Regions from separate parts of the Homo sapiens genome. Here region 1 is linked to region 2. Evidence: read pairs that join two places in POLR2A ChIA-PET (ENCODE). Cell type or tissue: Caco-2. All regions are shown on one strand.

Region 1 (5,000 bases), 370 kb before region 2:
TCCAACACACATTAAGAATCTGGATTTTATAGATGAAAATTGTAATACGATTTAGCTCAGTAGATAAATGACATTATGTGGACTAAATTTCTGTTTCTAGATAGAAATAATGTCTAAATGTGCCTTAAATGCCCTTCATGTCACATATTTTGTTGCAACAATTTGTGATTAACTTGGTTTGTTTTATTAAAAGAAACTTGTAAATCCAACGCTCTTATGTTTTCCAGATAGTGCCACCTTTCTTTATTCAATCAGTGATGGAAAATGATAAGAAATACAGTTTTACCTAAAGAGGGTATTTTCAGGAAGGAAGAGATTCTAATGGTCAGATCTGTGATTTAGCATAATAGCAAACAAAGATAACTATCCTAGCAGGTGCCACATAGTAGGTGACTAAAGAATCTTTATTGAATTGAAGTATATTTTGTAAGAAAAAGCATACGTCAATCCAGGTGTTACGTGGAAGTTTAAGTGATTTTAAGAGAATGCACAAATTATATGCTCATGGACAAGTTACTTTTTGTGACTAAATCTTCAAATGGAAAATAAACCAATAATATCTTCATTACATGGTGAGTGTGTATAGTCCTTGGTAGAGTTCTTGGAACATAATAGGTACTTGATAACTGATACCTGCGAACAACAGAAATAACCACAACAATAATAACACATAAAAGTCCTGTGTATAATGGCTATAAGCTCATTAATATATAACACATATGATTTGTATGTATTGATATATAAATAATAACATTTTAAATTGCTTTGCTAATGTTTGACACACAGTAGGAACTTGGTATAAATTTGATCTATTTAAATACCCTCATAAAAAGATTGCTTTAGTTATTTTAGTTAAATGAAAATGCAGTTCAAAAATCTAAAACTAACTTAATCCTTTGGAAAATGACAATAAAAGCAAAAGCTACCTAAGGATATCTTACTGAAATGGTCAAATAATTTGGCCTCAATGCAAATGAATAGCAGGAATACCACTCTGCTTCAAAGAGTAGACAAAGGGAATTAACTTGGAAAACTCTTAGGTGACCCCTATTTTGAATCTTATTAATTGGAAGCATTTTAAAGCTCAAAAGGCTGTTATTGCTAGTTACAGTGGTAGCTACATATGGAAAATGGCTGCAGAGATTCACAATACAAAAATAGTCCATTGCTAAATTCAAAATTCTGTTAATGTCACAAACAGTGGGACGTGAAACACAAATGAATTGTGATGACAGTTGAGTACCAAGCTGCCTATTTTTTCCCCCTCAGAGCTGCCCATATTTGGCTTTATATTTTCCTCAGTCCTGATTTAACCCATAAATATTTGTATTTTCTGCAGCTAGCCTCACCTTGGATCGTACTACTTAAGCATTTTCTTCCTAAGTGTTTCTCAATTCCTAGGAATTCTGCTTTACTGCTTTTCTTCCTACAGATAAGCATTTTAAAATATTTCTTTACCTATTGCTTTAGAGTCAGATTTTGAATCTTTTTTCACCTACAGTCCGATGAGGCTCAGTGTTGCTCTTTACTCTCCCATTTCTCCTCAGTGTTTAAAGTGTAACCTGCAGGCTAGGGCCTATTTCTTCTCCGTGTTGCTTTGACTTGGTACTTGCTGTCATCCTGATCATCTGCATTTATTTGCTACCATCATTTTTTAAAAACTGGTTTTTTAAATGTCACTCTTATCCTTTATGATAGAAGGTCTTTATGATCCGGATTTGGGGAGCAAGACTTATTTTATGAACCCACTAAACTCTCTTATAAATGCAGCAGTTCCACATAACCATAAGCTAGCTTGACCTTTGGGAAATGTCATTAAAAAATCTCTAAAGAGTATTGCTAAAATGACCAAATTATTTAGGCTTAATAGATTTTGTAGCATGGATACCAGACCTACTCACAGAGCAACAGTCCTGGCTGAATATATTTTATCTGGGTTTTACTGCATGTGGTGATTTGGCTGCCATGTATTGAGTGACCTCTCTGTGCCAAGCATTTTACATTTAATTCTTAAAACAATTTTGTGAGATGGGTACCATTATCTTCATTTAATAGGTAAGAAAATCTTGACCTAGAGAGGCTAAATGACTTGTTAAAAGGTGGAAATGGGATACAAACCAAAGTTTCTAAGACTAACGTTCATCCTTTCTCCATTTCCACATGCTTGTGCCTGGTTATATATTTACATTATTGGTAATGGGAAAGAAGTTTATAGTATAATTCACTTGGAGGCATAGCCAATTTATTCCTTCCTTCCTTCCTTCCTTCCTTCCTTCCTTCCTTCCTTCCTTCCTTCCTTTTCTTTCTTTCTTTCTTTGATGGAGTCACGGACTGTTGCCTGGGTTGGAGTGCAATGGTGCGATCTCGGCTCACTGCAAGCTCCGCCTCCTGGGTTCAAGTGATTCTCTTGCCTCTGCCTCCCAAGTAGCCAGGATTACAGGTATCCACCGCCACACCCAGCTACTTTTTTGTATTTTTAGTAGCGACGGGGTTTCACTATGTTGGCCAGGCTGGTCTCAAATTCCTGACCTTGTGATCCGCCCACCTTGGCCTCCCAAAGTTCATGGATTACAGGCTTGAGCCACCGCACCCAGCTGCCAATTTCTTTAAAACAAAGTGTTGGTGAGATTTTGCTATGTTGTCATGTTATAGAACTATGAATCCAAGGCTATAGATTGACTAGATCTCCAGTAGCAAAAGGTACATAAGTATAGGCAACATCCTTTGATTTTCCCTTTGGTTTTGGAGGACATGTTATTGTCAGTTTTGAAGAAACTACAACTTAATATGTGTGGCTTATGTACTAGGCATTCCTGACTTCTCATCGAGTGCCTCCTGTGACTTGTCCTACCTTTTCCTCCAAAACTAAAATCTAATTATTCTTAACAAACATATCCTGTAGGCCTTTTTCCCACCAAGTTTTCTGAAGAATTGTTTTTATTATAATTATTTAGTGCTTTATTAAAGTGGGCAATTAAAGCATTTTAAATGCCTCCATCATCAATCTATATGTTTATCTTATGAGGCATTAACACCACTTTACTTTTATACAGCACTTTGCAGTTTACAGCTTGAAACATGTATACCCCAAAAATAGCACATTGCCTTTTCATCAGAATAGGGATATCTAATTTAACAATAGTCACCACATACAGTGAAGCAGTGAGAAGACTGGCCTTCAAACCAGTAATCTTCATTTTCTACAGAAGTGCCCAAGCCTGGCTTTCCTCTTTGCCTTTATGCAGTTGGACCATTGAGTTCACCAGATTGCACCCCAAACTCCATTATTTTGCTTTGAGCAAGGACTGAGAGTTAGTGTAGACTAGTTAGTAACTTTGCCACAACAGGTTTACTTTTACTTTATTTGTGTCAGAACCTCTAAAAGGATCTCGTGAAAATTTCCTGGAATTTAGAGTGAAATTTTAGCTAGAAAGAAAGAGAAAGAGAGAGAGAGAAAGAGGAAGCTACAACAAAGCCAAAAGAAAGAAAGAGAGAGAGAGAGAGAGAGAGAGAGAAAAGAAAGAAAGAAAGAAGAAAGAAAGAAAGAAAGAAAGAAAGAAAGAAAGAAAGAAAGAAAGAAAGAAAGAAGCTACAACAAAAACCCCAGAACCATCTTTTTTCAAATAGTCCCTTGAAAAGAAAACTATAAAAAATTTATGTTAAGATTCTGGGTCTTTGAATTACTCATCATGAGCACTTTTCCTGGGCAGTATCTCCCATGTTCACCCTTCCTCTGGTCACATTGAATGTTCAATTTCCTTTTCTCACTCTGACAGTTACCAATGTTGATATGTCTTCATTATTATTTATTACTTTAAATTTAAAGCAGAGTAGTTTTTTTCTCACTTTTTGAAAATTCAATAAGTTTTATTGTGTATGTATCAAAAGTCACTATATAACTGTGCTCTCAATCTTGGTTTTTTTTTTTTTTTTTTTTTTTTTTTTTTTTTTGAGACGGAGTCTCGCTGTCGCCCAGGCTGGAGTGCAGTGGCGCAATCTCGGCTCACTGCAGGCTCCGCCCCCTGGGGTTCACGCCATTCTCCTGCCTCAGCCTCCCGAGTAGCTGGGACTACAGGCGCCCGCCACCTCGCCCGGCTAATTTTTTGTATTTTTAGTAGAGACGGGGTTTCACCGTGTTAGCCAGGATGGTCTCGATCTCCTGACCTCGTGATCCGCCCGCCTCGGCCTCCCAAAGTGCTGGGATTACAGGCGTGAGCCACCGCGCCCGGCCTCAATCTTGTTTTTTAAACAAATGAATATTGCTGTATTTTAAAAATATGAACGTCATTTTATTTTATTTTATTGAGACAGAATCTTGCTCTGTCACCCAGGCTGGAGTGTAGTGGCTCAGTCTTTGCTCACTGCAACCTCCATCTCCTGGGTTCAAGCAATTCTCCTGCCTCAGCCTCCCGAACTGGGATTACAGGTGTGTACCACCATGCCTGGCTAATTTTTTATATTTTTAGTAGAGAGAGGGTTTCACCATGTTGGCCAGGCTGGTCTCGAGCTCCTGACCTTAGGTGATCTGCCTGCCTCAGCCTCTCAAAGTGCTGGGACTACAGGCATAAGCCACTGCGCCTGGCCAAAAATATGAATACATTTGGCTATTTCCACCCTTTCTGTTAATCCCAAGGATCTTCAACTTTTATTCTTCTCTTTAAGATAGTGAGTCCTGGAAATAAAAGTGAAAATGAACAGTTCTAAAAGGTTAGTATTTTAAAAATTATAGTTTGCCATTCTCAGGTTTATTCAAAATTGACTTTCTGATATAACTATATGTTTTTACAAATATAAGCATTACCTAGGTAGTAAAACATATTCACAGAGAGTTATTATCAAAAATATAGAGAAAAATTTTACATGTATATGTCCCATTCCCTCCCCACTCCTTCCTGAGTTGTTGACATGAGAAAATATCTTTCCAACAGTGGGGTATCATTTGTTTGGTGAATTTTAACGTTTGCATGAGATGGTGTTCATGTTTGTGAAAAATATCGAAG
Region 2 (5,000 bases):
GAGGGAAGGAACCAGTCCTGTTTTATTCTTTAGCCCATGTTGGCACATCATGGGTACATCATAAATATTTGTAAAATGAATATGTAAATGAATGAATGACAGGAGAGAAGGAAGAAGAAAAGAATAGGTGAACACTAGGAATACTAAAATAACTAAGACATTTCCTTACCTTCAGAGAGCTTACAGTCTCACAAGAGGGATATGCACATAAATAGCCATTATTGAAATAAAATTGAGTGAGTGAAATAAGATTAAGAAAAAAAAGAGCTTAGGCATTTCGGAGAAAGACCTAGGGAGGAATTCACTGTGGGGAGTGAAGTCCTACCTGGCAGAGAGGAATCAAGACAGTTATAAGATGAAGACACCATTTAATAAGTATGAAGGATAATAAGTATGATTTCAACAGGGCAGAGATGAAATATGGGATATTCAAAGTAAGAGAAAACTTGAGCAAAGATGTAGAGCCCAGAATGTAGATTCCCAGGATGTTCTGGAGGATATTCAAGAAATCTGAGGGTACAGTATGGCCAATATACAGGACACATGAGAAAAGTTAGAAGAGATACGGAACTGACCTTGAGTGTCAGGCTAATGTAGTCATCTTAGATTTAGTGAATGCAAAGAAACAGGACTAGAGGAGTGAAAGAGGTTGGAGAGCCAGTTAGTAAACAATCAGCTAGATAAAAAGCAGTAGGTGATTGCAGTGAAATTGGAATGGAAACACAGATGTGAGAAAAAATATGAAGGAAGCAGAACTGTAAGAACTTACTGATGAATTGGCTTTAAGGCAGAGGAAGGTGTATAGTGACCCTGAGGTTTCCAACCTGGTGGTAGACAACAGTGATAGAGATATGGACCTTAGAGAAAGCATTGGTTTTAATAAAGGAGTTGGGCTTTAGCAACTTTGATCTTGGCTACATCTTTAAACTGAAAATCAGAATACCAGCTCCTTCAGGGTCCATGTAGACACTCAAGATTTGGGGGTTACTCCCATAGTCACCATTCAAAAATCAATTGATAAGGTCTTATAATTTGTTGCTTCTCTTGTATTGGCTTCCTCCATACTGAAAAAGATGTCTGAAAGCCTCACCTCTATTCTAATCTTTGCCATGCCATCTCTGCCTCCTGCCCTCTGAAGAAACAGATTTTATTTCACAACCTGTTGGACTGAAAACACAGCATACTAATCATAACACCATATTCTGCGAGGGCAGATTTAACTACCCAGCACAACAAATTTAAATACAAAATATTCTGCATAACAAGTACATTACCATGCTCACAGAAACAAGGGAAACATGGAAACAAATCTACTTACAACAAATTCTGTACCACACATAGTCTTCTACAAATAAAATAAATGCTTTTTCTGGTCATGTCCACATAATGATAGAAAAAGACACAAATCCAAGGGAATTGGAGAAATGTTCAGGAACTATTACTAATAAACCAGTTTGGCTGTGGTCTAGGGTCTGTGTAGTATAAGCTAAGTATTTGTTAATTTCATATCAGTTGCATTGTCCTGGGGAGAGGAGACCTGAGCTGACTGATAGCTGTGCTGTTTTACTTCCTATTCCTGACCCCATATAACAATTAGTAACAATTACTTTCTAATTCCCTTCACCCTTCTCTTCCTCATGTCCCAAACACACAATCACACCCTAAACTCCAGGACGATGCACCAAATCAAAAATCTTAGGCGTAGGATGAGTAAAGAGTTGGAGTAGAAAAATCTCTGCATGACACCTTCCCTCTTTAGCTACTAGAATCTAAGCTCTTCTTTTCACTTTTCACTTGCTACTCTAACAGAAACCTCCCATCACTACCCCCTCATCCGTACAGGCTGCAAATTTAAATTGTGATTTGAAATTTTATTTAAAATAAAATCTTAATAAGAGCAGGAAAGTTGAATGTTCCTTAATGTAGTCCATGAGTAGAAATTTAAAGTTGGAAGGAACCTTTAAGGCCTTCTAATCCAAGCCCTTTATTTTACAGATGAGGAAACTGAAGCCCAGAGAGGTGAAGTGAGGTGCCCAAGGCCACACAGCAAGTTAGAGGCACAGCTAGTACGGTAGCTCAAGTCTCCTGACTCCCAGTCCAGTGCTCCTCCCATTACTCCACGAGTCCTGTCTCTAAGCTTCCTGACAAATGCTAGAACGGTAAAACTTCCACTAGTATTTTTCCAGACCATGTTAAAACTCCTAAGGGGGGAAGAGGGATGCTTTCTTGGATAATGTCAGCCATACGTAGCTCAAGCTGTCTAAAGTTCTGGGACAGGGTCTTTTTATGCAGCCAACAGAGTCCAAATGTGGTGCTGTTTGCTTGGCCCATATGCTTTCATGTGTTCCCAGTTAGGCCATTACTGGAGGGAAAAAAAACAAGAATCAGCTTGTTTTAAAACAAGGGACATACTGGACTCCCTCCCATCCCCCTTCAGAAAAAAAAAATCAAGTTATCTTTAACAGATTCTAAAAATGCCTTTTCCCAAATATGCAGTCAGTTCCTTCAAAGGGCCCTTTGTTTATTTTCAGGAAGAAACCCAAGACAGCTGAAAACCAGAAGGCATCTGAGGAGAATGAGATTACTCAGCCGGGTGGATCCAGCGCCAAGCCGGGCCTTCCCTGCCTGAACTTTGAAGCTGTTTTGTCTCCAGACCCAGCCCTCATCCACTCAACACATTCACTGACAAACTCTCACGCTCACACCGGGTCATCTGATTGTGAGTACACCACTAAGGTGATGGTGTCTTTGCAGTGCTTGGAGTAGTGCTTCTACCCTGGGTTCTGGCTTTTCTACTTTCAGAGCGAGCTCTTTGCATTTGGTCTTCTAAAGCAGCCAAAAGTAATGTGCCACCATTTTCATTCAGCCAATATCTATAAGTTTGCAAAGCTAGAGTGTATTTAAAAGCCAGGTGACATGCCATTTGGCCTTAAAGGGCTGATTAATTACATAAAACACGTTCTTTTCATAACACTAACCCAGAAAATGAAGTTTTGTTGCTGGTATCCATTTATTCTTGATCTGGATAATGGCACTTCCACAATTACTAAATTGAACAACCAAATGTGGACCTCAGAAGGCCAGTTAGACACAAGGAAACATCCATTTTGAAATTACATAACACAAGTCAGATTTGCATTAGTTATTGGAGTCTCATGTAGCTTGGCTGAATTTCTGTCTTTCCAGTTTTTAATTTATTTTGAAGTGGTTAAAGGATAGCATAAATTTACAGAAGAAAAGAGAATGGCTTCCAAGAATTCAGAAGCCACCCAGACTTCACACAGCCAATGAGAATCCAGGTTAAAAATATTTTTTAATTAAAAAAACTGCCTAAGGGCTAAATTTGGAAATGGGCAGCTTAATGAGATCGTCGCTATTGAAATCACTTCTTTGCTGTTTATTTTTGCCATCTTCCCACTAATCTGGGAGTCACTTCTTCTAATTCTATTTTAAGCAAGTTGATAAATCACGTTTAGGAGATTTTTTTCTTTTTCTGAAATGTAACCCAATACTTCAGAGAAAAAGAAACATGTGTGTTGACAATGGAAAGGAATGAAATAACTTTGGAGTCGAATCCAAAAGAATATTCCTTTTAGTCTTAACATACCCAACAACTCTTCTGAACTGATCTCCATAAAGGATGTCTGGTAACATGCAAATAACTGGCATATTCTTCTTTAAAATGAGTAACATAAGACCTGCAAAGTTTTATTTCAAAAATAAAATTTTGTCCACAAAGACAAAAATTATTAGGAAATGAGATTCTAAATCTTTTATTGTTATTTTTCTGACAGAACAAATGTAAAATTCTGCAAAGAAGGCAAGAGACAATGGTCCAGGAGATTCCATTCTCTACTTGCTTCATCATGATAGTCTCTAAAGAGAGGGAAATGAGCTGGCGGCAGGATTGGGGTGAAGAGAGCTTGTTCTATTTAAGGTTGGGCTAAGACCATATTCTAGCCGTCACTAGAAAATGAAAAGGGAAGTAACGTGAGACAAATCTCTGTGGCCTATGTGATTTGAACAGTCGAAGTTGAGGCTTCTATAGAGAAACCAGGGGGCAGAAGCAGGGACTGTGTTCTGAGGACCGTCCTAATAGTCACATCCTTGGACCTTCTTGCCTGGCAATCTTCAGTGTAATAGTAATGACAGAAAGAATTGGAAAGTAGAGTGGCACAGTGCCCATAGGCATGTGCACACTGTCCCTTCCCACCAGGAAAATAGCCCGTTCCTGTGGTGAAGGGCCTGGAGTTTCTACATGCAGGTCTTCATTACCCAGCTTTCTGCCACACCTTATGGGTATGGATTACATAGAATTGCCTTAGGCTAGAAATCTTCTGTTACAGCAAAAATGAATGTTTTGTGAATAGAAAAAGCATTGGGCTTCACTTATTGTGCTTTATCATAAGCATCCTCTGGCCAGGCCTTAGCATTGGCATGAAGTAAGTTTCAGGAACAGCGTGAGTATGGTGTCACCATACATCTCCTTGGTGGCCCTGGGGAAGCCAGTGGATGTGAGCTCAGTTGGAAAAACAAACCAGGAGGAGAAACCTGATCTCCAGCTGTTTTTAGACAGTCACTTTGATTTTGCCATTAAGATGTGTAAGTCTTCTCTGTTCCAACCTGTTGTTTAAATTGATTATACTTTTCTCCAAATATATTTGGATTGTAGTTTGTCCTGATTTGAGCCTACACTTAGAAGAAAATTGTTTTTAGGAAAGATTCACAGAAATCTGTCCATTTGGAGATTGCTTGAGAGAAGACAGGAAAAAGGTTTATTTTAAGCTGTTAAAATTTTTGGATGCTCTTCTTGCATTCAAGAGGATTTTTTTTTTTTTACTTTCAAATGTCATTCTTACCATAGATTAATTTAAAAGCCTAATTTCTTTAAGGTAAAATATTCAGTTCCTATTTAGAACTAACAGATTTGGGGCATTTAAAAATAGTGCCCTTGACTTGTTAGTCTCTTTAACTTCAGAAACATTCCACCAGTGTGTGTT

What was found. Peaks named below come from ENCODE experiments on the same cell type or tissue, not always from the same donor. Only the 100,000 strongest peaks of a DNase experiment are listed, where the experiment ranks them.
Region 1: POLR2A ChIA-PET joins it to region 2 with 5 read pairs; 2 of 35 experiments call an interaction of 5 or more read pairs at or near these places.

The regions. Positions count from the first base shown.
Region 1 is chr3:114,746,868-114,751,867 of GRCh38, reverse strand. All of the region lies in intron 5 of ZBTB20 (zinc finger and BTB domain containing 20), which reads left to right. Among named protein-coding and RNA genes, the nearest start is that of MIR4796, 5.8 kb to the right of the region's middle. In Caco-2, no CTCF peak of the experiment used is centred here; no DNase peak of the experiment used is centred here.
Region 2 is chr3:114,377,936-114,382,935 of GRCh38, reverse strand. ZBTB20 (zinc finger and BTB domain containing 20) reads left to right here. Exons shown (of 12, transcript NM_001348800.3): 9 at 1,996-2,159; 10 at 2,532-2,719. The coding sequence starts at 2,149. The region is part of intron 7 of ZBTB20-AS1 (ZBTB20 antisense RNA 1); the gene reads right to left. Among named protein-coding and RNA genes, the nearest start is that of ZBTB20-AS1, 29 kb to the right of the region's middle. In Caco-2, no CTCF peak of the experiment used is centred here; a DNase peak (open chromatin) is centred at 2,635.